Linked DNA regions of Homo sapiens: region 2 is linked to region 1. Evidence: read pairs that join two places in POLR2A ChIA-PET (ENCODE). Cell type or tissue: PC-9. All regions are shown on one strand. Links, peaks and the distances in the headings refer to the core of each region. The heading gives the core; the rest is flanking DNA. Region 1 overlaps DDAH1 (dimethylarginine dimethylaminohydrolase 1). Region 2 overlaps HS2ST1 (heparan sulfate 2-O-sulfotransferase 1).

What was found. ChIA-PET counts read pairs that join two places held together with the same protein. Peaks named below come from ENCODE experiments on the same cell type or tissue, not always from the same donor. Only the 100,000 strongest peaks of a DNase experiment are listed, where the experiment ranks them.
Region 2: POLR2A ChIA-PET joins it to region 1 with 5 read pairs; 2 of 35 experiments call an interaction of 5 or more read pairs at or near these places.

Annotation. Positions count from the first base shown.
Region 1 is chr1:85,404,637-85,410,026 of GRCh38, reverse strand. The region is part of intron 1 of DDAH1 (dimethylarginine dimethylaminohydrolase 1); the gene reads left to right. Among named protein-coding and RNA genes, the nearest start is that of DDAH1, 58 kb to the left of the region's middle. In PC-9, for the core only: no CTCF peak of the experiment used is centred there; a DNase peak (open chromatin) is centred at 2,656; H3K27ac peaks cover 1,061 bases.
Region 2 is chr1:86,994,146-86,999,535 of GRCh38, reverse strand. All of the region lies in intron 1 of HS2ST1 (heparan sulfate 2-O-sulfotransferase 1), which reads right to left. Among named protein-coding and RNA genes, the nearest start is that of HS2ST1, 82 kb to the right of the region's middle. In PC-9, for the core only: no CTCF peak of the experiment used is centred there; no DNase peak of the experiment used is centred there; H3K27ac peaks cover 40 bases.

The DNA of each region.
Region 1 (5,390 bases), core at 238-5,237:
TTACAGGCCTGAGCCACTGTGCTCAGCTAATCTATAATTTCATAATCTCTGTTGATATATACATAAGGAGAATTGTTATGATTACAATTGGCTTTGGATCTTCCCAATTAACTTGCAGTCCAACAACTCAAGTAGGGCTGAGGACTAGTATAGCAATGAGTTATGACTGATAACTTAAGATTTGACAAAAACTTTAGCATAGGTAGGTGCTTCACAATTGATTTTTAACTAATATGTACAATTTCTTATAAATAAAGTTGAAAACTTATATATGCATTACAAATAATGCTGAAACAGCATGAAATGCCATTATAGAGGTGAATGCAACCTGCTTTGGGAGCACAGAAGAAGTAAATCCCTGCTGTGGAAGTCAGGTAGCCCTTTACCAAAGAGGCAATGTTGAAGCCGGTGTAGAGCAACAAGCAGGAGATCCAGGTGGAAAAAGGTAAACAACGTTTTAGGCAGTATGTGAAAAAGCATAGAAGTGTGACGTAGAATCTCCACAGACCAGTAGGAAGTTTGATGTGACTAGAACTTAAAGTAACAGGAGAAAAATTGGGAAGTTAGACTGTGAATGTCAGGTTGAGATGATTACACTTTGTCCTGTATTGTCATTTAAGGGAAAATAATGAAGGTGTTTCATTTGGGCAGTGACATGATCAGATCTTTCTCTTTGGGAATATCTCTGCTGTGGATTAGCAGTTCAAGACACTAGACTCAAGAAAACCACATAGGGGTTCCTGCAATAGTTCACACCAGAAATGTGGAAAGTCTGGACCAGGGGTGTCCAATCTTTTGGCTTCCCTGGGGCACACTGGAAGAAGAAAAATTGTCTTGGGCCACACATGTAATGTACCAAGACTAACAATAGCTGGTGAGCTAAAAAAAAATCATCAAAAAAATCTCATAATGTTTTAAGAAAGTTTGTGAATTTGTGTTCGGCTGCATTCAAAGCCATCCTGGGCTGCATGTGGCATGCAGGTTGTGGGTTGGACAAGTTTGGTCTAGACTATCAGTTACTGTGGGAATGGAAAGGAGGGGTGAAGTTGGAAGGTCTTTAAGAGTTAGACTGTTACCCCCATGAGGGCAGGAACCGTGTGTGTTCTATTCAGCTTTGACCCATAAAGCTCTCTACTCCTCTGCTCCAAGTGACAAGGCCCCTTTCTGGCAAGATCCCCATCATATTCGTCTTACTACTTGGATTTTAGCATCCAGTGTAACAAGCCCATTCATTGCCTCTGGTGCTATTGGATACATATAATTGTCAAGAGTGAAGTAAGTTAAAAAAAATAGGCTAAATTTCTTCACTCATTTGTACTTTTCCATATGCTGTTTTGTTCTATATGACCATCTAGGTTATTCTGGAAGAACAGCTGTATTTTTAGTGGATGTGTATAACTTGCCCCATTTCAGAAAGTAAGCTAACACTGTGACATACTTTTTAGCAATTTTAAAAATGAAATGGATTCAAATGTACAGGTATGAAAAGATTTCCAAGAAGTACTTTTTTTGTAAAGTAAGTTATAGAACAATATGTGATAATATATTAAACAGGGAAAACATGTAAATCAAAATGATATACCTTTATGTGTTCATTTAATCATGGAAATGCTCCACAAAACAATATGAAAAGGAGTACTTCAAATTGATAAACATGGTTACCTCTGGGGTGGAGCAGAGAATTGTTCAGTTAATCCTGAATATTTTACCACAAAAAGATAAAAAAAAAAAAAGGAAGAAGGAGAAAAAGGTAAGGGGAAAGATGAGGAAGAAGAAGTAAAGCAGACAAAAGCACAGCTCTTTCAAGGCAGAACGTTCCATGCTCTATGCTTACATTTGTGAAGGGCAAAAGAAACCAGGAAGTATATCTTTGTTCACCACTGGGAAACAAGGATTTGGTTTCATGGATTATTTTTATTATAGCTGCTGAAGTTGTGAGTGATAAAGTAGTGCAATGCGTCTAATACTCAATTTTAAACTAGAATATCCATTTGTAAGCCCGGGCCTGCACTTGATTTGAATACCTATGAATGCAAGCCAACAATTTAAAATTCCACATGCGTGGTCTTCCAGTTCTAAAGCAGGAGAAATAATACTTGCCCCTAAAAAGGATGTTGAGGAGACAAATGATAGATGTAACCAAAAGAGCCGAGCTTTTTGAATTTTATATAAATATAAGCTAGGATGTCCTGGTATATATAATCTTTACATGTATGCATAAACTTAGAGACATGGGATATCTGTTACATAATGTTTACCAATTTTAAATGCACAAATTATTGTTTAGGGTAATGTTTCATAACCCTTGGGTCAATATTACCAAAAACCAACAATCAGTTCTTTCAGTTTGGGATTTCAAAAAGCCTCCTTTCAGATTTAAATTGAATAGGAAACCATTATTTTTAGTGCTTAAAAGCACGGTGGTGTCCCCTTAGAAACCTCCAATTAGTAGCAGCCATTGTCTAATTAGGTGAAAATAATAATCTATCGATTGTTATAAAAGCAAGATATTATAATTCAAGTGTGTTTCCAGATGCCAGTGAATTGCTGGAAAGCTGCAAGTTTAACTTTCCGCTCTGATAGAGTTTTAAAAGAGGTCAGGGTACATTTTACCATAGTGTCTAGCAATGTGAGTTTATTCAGACCTTTTGGCAGACATTCCTGCACACTCAAGCTAAATCAATGAATCATCCATTGTTGGCCAGCTCCGCTCTCAGTTGCTAAGAGATTTTTTCAAGCATACTGAGGCTTTATTCTACATGGTCTGTAAAAAGGGCAAACTGTATTAAATTTTAAAATGTCTCATCTTTCCTAAATTAGTAATTAAAATTTTACCCAGAACTTTAATACTGGGGCAATGGGAAAGTCTGTGTGCAGCTGGAGGCCTTTCTACTTGGGAAAATACGTGAGAAAACTTCCTGCTCATAACTCTTCAGAAATATGTGTGTGGAGGAAATGGAAACATTTAAAAAGTGGACACATGAAAAACAAAAACTCAAGGAGGAAGGTCTAAAGTCTCTTAAAGAAATATAATGTGTTTTTCTTCTTATATATTTCAAATAAAAGAGCTTTCCTTTAAATTTTATGAAATATACTCTAATTTTCCTTGTTTCTCTTTGAGTCATAAAGACCCTTGTAATATAGCATTTTATTTTAAAGCTTTAATATAATAGTTTTTAATATAAAAATTTAAAACTACCATGAAATAAAGGAATGTAATTTTTTCAGCTTGCCCTTTATGAATGTTTATAGTATATTCTGTTCTCTATATGTAATAACAGTGCTTCGTATACTCAAAAACTAAAGGAGTATATTTTTACGTGTTCTCACCACAAATAAATGATCAGTATATGAGGTAAGCCATATGCCTGATTCAGCCATTCCACAATGTATACATATTTCAAAGCATAATGCTGCATGCCATAAACATACACAATTTTTGTTAATTAAAAAATTAATTTTTTAAAAATGTATATTCTATATGTATCCTTCTTGAATATTTCAAGTTTTAAAACATAATAGTTGTTTCATTTCTTTTCTCTTTGGACTTCATGATGATTTCACATTATAGATAATCTCATAATTTATCATAGAGGTTACTATTTCATTTTGCTGAGAGGATGGGGATAATTTGGACTACAAATTTAAAAAGAGAAAGAAACCAAATGTAATGTATCTTAAAAAAATATTTTTAAGTTTATTGGATCCAGATGTAGTGATGAGGAAAGCTTCTCTTCTGTGTTTCTTAGTTTCTCAAGATAAAATTCTATTTCATAAATCTCTATGAGGACTGTATCAAATATTCTAAAAGAAGCTTTTGAGATAGAACGTGGCTTTTGGAATTGGACAGGCCTGGTTGCTCCATGTTCTAGACAGTGTGGCCTTGAACAAATTACTCCTCATCTTTGGGCTCCAACTTTCACATTTATAAAGTAAACATAATAATGCACACCACCATGGGTGGTTATGGAATTCAAATGAGGAAACATGGTAGGTAGCCCTGGCACATAGTGGGTCCTGGATAAATGTCAGTTCTTAGCTTCTTTAAAACTGTTGGAGGCTAATATCCGTGTGCTCTTAAATACAACCAAACCTCTTTAAGTTGGCAACATAAGTGTTAGGTTTTACTTCTAATTTCAAAAGAAACGTATTCGAGTGAGTGGCTGAGAGCATTCATTACATGAGGGCAGCTTGGAATAAGAGAACGGGATAGTCTTGCACCTTGGCATTCTTTCTTGCAGAGAAACAAAACATTTGTGATTCTTGGGTTCTTGTCTCCCCTCTCTGAGGCTCTCTCTTTTTCATAGAGGATTCCACCTTCTCTCAAGACTTGTATTCCAACATGCTATCTCCAGTTTACTATTCACTGCTATAAAGTAGGGCTTTTTTTTTTAGGGCACTTTTTAGATCCAGCCAAGGACCAAGTCTTTCCCAGCCAAATGCGGAGCAGGGAATGGACCATGCCTTGATACAGCCCCTGCTCCTGTTGATCCAGACCACGACTTTTTAAGACTTTAAGCTTACAGAAAAAATAAGGTGTGACCTCCATTTACATGCTTAAGCGTCCTGACACCTGTGTTTATTTAAAGGAACCATCTCCGTGTCTGTACTCACAGCCTGATGATGCATGCCGTCTATAGAACTACATACAGTGTTTTTTACAGTTAAGTTTTTTAATAGCAGGGAAAAACAAGATCTTTTCCTCAGATGCTTGACTATTTCCCTCTGTAATCTTAGGTATAGTTTCAACCCTATTTCTTTTCGGTAATATTTGTTATATTAGATGTTGGAGGCCAATATCAGCTAATAAATAGACCCATGTGGCCAATTTATTGAATTAAACTGAAGAGAATTGCTAGCATGTCTGCTGTTAGGATACAGTAGTATGAAGTGGCAGCTACATAAAACTGATTACTCTGGTGGCCCCTGCATAAAGGGAGAAGGCCTCATACAACTCAACAGTGATATCAGCAAAATAACATGTCTATCCTTGTCAAGAGAGAAAACAGGGTTGAAAATGACAGAATGAAGATGTAATACTCAGGCTTTCTAGGGCGGATTGTAGAGTCTGGCAAAAATGAAGCAAAACAAAACCCAAAGGAAAGAAGTTTAGATTTAATGCCTAAAGAAATGGCGTTCCCTCAAAGAAAGTCCACATGAACTGACTTAAGTTGCAGTGATGGGTCAGTGAGAACAGTACATATAGCAACTCCTGTGGCCTTCTGTTAGAGCTTCACCTTACAATTGTAATTTTTATATAACTCAACTTGAGAGAGAGAGAGAAAGACAGAGAATTTCCCTCACTTTCTGAATCATGGCTCAGAAGTGTGTTATAAAACACCAAGAACGGAAAAGCTATTACGTGGAATTTAAAGAAATACTTGAGTCTA
Region 2 (5,390 bases), core at 233-5,232, 1.6 Mb before region 1:
AACAAAAAGAAAGGGATATAACAAATGACATGGTAAAACCACTAAGAAGAAAATAAAAGGCCAGGTGTGGTGGCTCACGCCTGTAATCCCAGCACTTTGGGAGGCTGAGGTGGGTGGATCATCTGAAGTCGGGAGTTCGAGACCAGCCTGACCAACATGGAGAAACCCTGCCTCTACTGAAAATACAAAATTAGCTGGGCATGGCGGTGCATGCCTGTAATCCCAGCTACTTGGGAGGCTGAGGCAGGAGAATCGCTTGAACCCAGAAGGCAGAGACCGCGGTGAGCCGAGATCGCACCATTGCACTCTGGCCTGGGCAACAACAGTGAAACTCCATCTCAAAAAAAAAAGAAAAAGAAAATAAAAATTATTGTTTCCAAAAAGAACAGATTATATCAGCCTCTAAGATATTCCTAGAAACCTTTTAAAATACCTTGATCTTTCATGCTGTGGTATACATTTTCTAAAACACAGGGCTCTTTCCCTTTGAGGGTTAACTAGATGAAGTATAAGCACTAGTAAATAAGCTTTTAGATCTGTAGATCTACACTTCTCAAACTTAAATGTGTATATGAATCACCTGAGCTTATTAAAATGCAGATTATGAGTCAGTAAGTGACAGCATGGGGGAGGAGGAGGATTCTGCATTTCTAATAAGCTCCCATGTGATGGCCAAAGAGTGCTAGTCCATGAACCACAGTTTGAGTAGCAAAGTTTTAGATGAATTTCTATAAATCAGCCTTAATATTAAATTTTTGGGAAAGTTGAAAAATATTACATTTATTGAATTTCATTGAAAAGTTCAATAGAAAATGCTTTAAACACAGCAAAAGTAAGATAAATTCTGATTTAAAGGTACTTCAGAAAGCCATATTAAATGTGTACGTGTGTGTATGGAAACAGAAGCCTAAAAAAATTCAAGATCTTGAAACATAATAAAATCTACCTTATTAAAAGCCATGAATAATTCCACTAAGAGAACAGGAATGACTGTTGTGCTTCTGTAGTAAAACCACTGTGAACTGTAAGAAAACTAGAGACATTATGTCACTCGAGACAATAAAAATTCGCTCAGTGTATTGCTTTATTTACTGCCTGGAAACTTTCTAGTGAAATGGACTTATTGACTTAGACAAGCATATTTGAGACAAGCATATTACTTTAAAAAATAATTCTCAGCAGTAGCTCTGTAGAAAATTCAATGACCTATAAAAAACAAGCTCCTGAATGCTGTATGTTCCTGTGGATGTTGAATGTATTTGGTCATGCATTAAATGTACTGGTCAATCCTGAGGACATTTTAGTACTTACATCAAATTTTCCTAAGCATTTAAAAGCTGTTTATATATAAGAACAAAGATATATTGGAAACCCTTAGCAAGATAAAAACAAAGATGACTTAAAGAATTATGTATGGACCAACACAAGGATATCCTTGACCTCTAAGTAGGTCTTACCTTCTGTAGCAATCTGGTACAGCAAGTGAAAAGTTAGTAAGAATCATATATTGCTTCATTCAGATAGTGGACAATTATGATCAAAGGTGTAATACAGTAGGCCTCCTTCATCTGCAGTTTCACGACCCATGGTTTTAATTATTCACAGTCAACCACAGTCTGAAAATATTAAGTGAAAAATTCCAGAAATAAAGAATTCAAAAGTTTTAAATTGCACACTATTTTGAGTAGTGTGATGAAATCGTACACCACCCTGTCCCACTCAGGACATTATTGTTCCTTTGCCAGTGCATTCATGCTGTATGTGCTACCCTTCCCTCCCCACCCACACAGTCACTTTTATCAGATTAACTGACACTGCACATAGAGTTCAGTACTAGCTGTGGTTTCAGGCATCTACTGGGGGGTCTTAGAACATATTCCCCATGGATAAGGAGGGGACTACTGTATTTTCTTAATTTAATCTCAAATACCTGAAGCTGTATTTGCATTTGGGACACAGCCTTACTCCTCCATATAAGATAAAGATCACAGAACTTAGCCTATTACTGTATTTCTTTAAACAAATTCTCTCATCTTTAGCTTTTAAGAACACAATTTACACAGGTGAATATATCATAAAGGATATACTTTTTAGATAATGGCTTCAGTGTACCAATTACTAGTTATCTTATGCATTCGAACTCAATCTGTATTTCAAAGTTGCTGAAATTTCTGCTCAGCTCTTAAGCCTCAAAGTCACTGTTATCAGATGGGTTTCCAGAAATCCTGCCCTGGGCCTGGGTAGTGATTAAACTACCATACTTGAAGGAGAACTTATATGCAGATATTATGTGCAGAATATTCAGTTCTCTGCAGTTCTCCTCTCACCCCCAACCCCCACGATTAGGCCTCCGTTACCAGCCTCTCTGGGCTCCTTAGCCATGTAAAACTCCTTCTTTTTGCTTGATCTCCATCTGGCACTGAGAATTAGAAAATTCCCTCAAGGAAAAGACCAGAATAAATATGGAGATCACTTCATGAGCTTCTCTTTTCTCAAGAATCACAGACCCTCAAGTCGAACCTACACCGGCTGCTCTCCAAGGCTTTCAAATAGCTGTTGTATATATATATATGGCCTAACGTTTATAAGGTTTCAGTAGGAGAATTCATTTGATACAAAGTACTCAACACAAAACCAGGCTTATTAAATTTCAGTTACTGGGATTTTCATTTCCAAAAGTTTTGTCTGGTTCCTTTTCAAATCTGCTATGCTGCTTTTTGTGATTTCCTTGGAGATATCTTCATATGTATTATAATTCATAAGCATAGTTATTTTAAATATGTGTCTAATATTTTTAATATCCCAAGTCTATGGAATTCCAATTCTGCTGTCTCTTTTTGCTGGTTCTCCTTCAGTTGTCTGTTTCTCCATATGCTTTGTTATCTTTGACTACTTGCTGGAAAATGTAATTGTAGGGGTTCACTGAGGTCTAGGATAATATGTCTCATCTGTAGAGGCTTACATTTGCTTTGGGGGACAGTATGAGACTGGACCATCTCCAGCCAAGATGGGCTACATGTACCTGCAACACAAATACTTATGAAAGGCAGTCTATGGCCATACTTCTGTTACTTTTTTTTTTTTTTTTTTTTTGAGACAGAGTTTCACTCTTGTTGCCCAGGCTGGAGTGCAATGGCACGATCTCAATTCACCACAACCTCTGCCTCCCGGGTTCAAGCGATTCTCCTGCCTCAGCCTCCCGAGTAGCTGGGATTACCGGGATGTGCCACCATGACCAGCTAATTTTGTATTTTTAGTAGAGACGGGGTTTTTCCATGTTGATCAGGCTGGTCTCGAACTCCCAATCTCAAGTGATCCGCCCGCCTCGGCCTCCCAAAGTGCTGGGATTACAGGCATGAGCCACTGTACCTGGCCTTTGGTACTTCTTTTAAAAATCTCTTTCCATTTCGTTTTCCTTTTCTGCACAGCATTAAACCATCCTTATCTACTGTCCCTACCTAGTTACAGGCTATCATTAAAAAAATGGCTATCTTTTTAGAGCTTAAGAGTTTAAAGCATTTAAATATTATATATTTTATCCAATATGTTGATCTAGGTAATTTAATACCTCATTTTAAGAAACCAGCCACCACTTGGTGCTTTCTCATCATCTTAATTATCACCTTTTCAGAGACCTTACCAGAGCACTGAATCTAAAATCACTCCACCAATCATTCTTTATCACTCTACCCTCTGTTATTTCTGGCATAGCACTTACTAGTCAATGAAATTGTCTTATTTACTTATTTTTTTTTGCTATCCCTAAAGAGAATATAAGCTCCAATGAAGGCAGAAGCTTGTCTCTCCTGTTTGGTATGTAATGCCAGAATTTATCTACCAGTTACTGACATAACTTCCTATAGATATTGAAAGAATGCATTAAGTCAATAAAGAAGATCACAAACCAGAGATCTCCTCACCTACCCCACAAAATTTCATTTCTTATGCATAGAAAAAAGAAAAAAAATTTCATTTCCTCTCTTTAGACAAACATACTATTTCTAACAGCTCAATCCCAAGTGTCGACATCTAATCCCCTTTCTCTCTTACTCTTCATGTCACCTCTATGTTGCCCAGGAATTGCTATGTAGTGACAGAAATAAAACATAATGTTGGTGTTTTTAAGAGTTTTCTAATATCACAGAGTGAAAATAATTCCAGATCAAATCCTGGTAAATTATTAATATTCATCAGAGCTCTTAAACACCAAGGTAATTAAACATGCAATATGGGTAACCATTTTTACACAGATATGTTAATGCTTAGGGTAAATAGCTTACATTAGACTTAAATTTTGACATTTATGTGCATACTTTTGAAAACAAATAGGTCAATTATAAAATCAAGTGTAGATTTTTGCTTTCATTTCCTAATTGAGAAACAAGAAATCCAACAGTTAAATAAACATACAGGTTTAGACTCTTTCATCTCAAAGAGCAATGACAAAACAGTAGAGGTGGGAAAGGAAGAAAAAAATCCTATAATTTTATGAAGTTCCAACTTTTTATTTTTGACACATACAGTACCCCTTATGTTTTTTTAAGCAAGCATTAATGAACTTTATTCTAAAGCAGTGTAATGCCACAAAAAGAGTTTTGTCATAAGAAAAGGATGATTTGAAATTTGAAATATTCACATTCCTACTCTAAGTACCCTTAGTTAACAGATTTCCAGAAAACTTCATTATTTAACAAAAGTATGTACTTTCTGTTAAATGAAGATACTTGGTCGATGTACTACAAATCAAGAGTGTTAAGCAAAAATGTTTTTTAGTTCATTAAATTCCTTAAGAAACAATATAGTTTTCATTCTGTAATAAGACCCTAAAACATTTTTACTTGTCCCAGAATTGGACTTAACCACTGAGACCCCACTACAAAGCCTCTCTCACTGTTAAAGATTAAATTGTACTTTATACTATCCTGAAACAATCACTATTAATTTGTTTTAAAGAAACAAATTGTTTAATTATCCTCAAAAAAAGGATAGTAACCTCTTTGTGTAACAAATTTCAATCTCATATTACAGCTCTGATCACAAGTAATTTTGTATTCTAGAATTGGCCTACACTCAGAGGTGTTTTCACTATGGGGCCTAGTAAACTGTAACAAAGCCAAGGAATTTTGTTGCCCATAATGAAGTTAAGAGAAACTTCATCTAATTTCTCTACATAGCATACACATACACCCACTAAAAAGCATTGAAAATAAAATGTATAAAACTGCATTATCTGTGGAACATTATCTTGCAGCTATACAAACACAAGTTTATCAAATTGCATCAGGAGGAAATGCAATCATACTGAATGGATTATATAATGATGAAATGATTATATTAAGCTTTCCCTCAGTGTGATTTAGCAAATGTGAATTTACATAAATGTACAATGA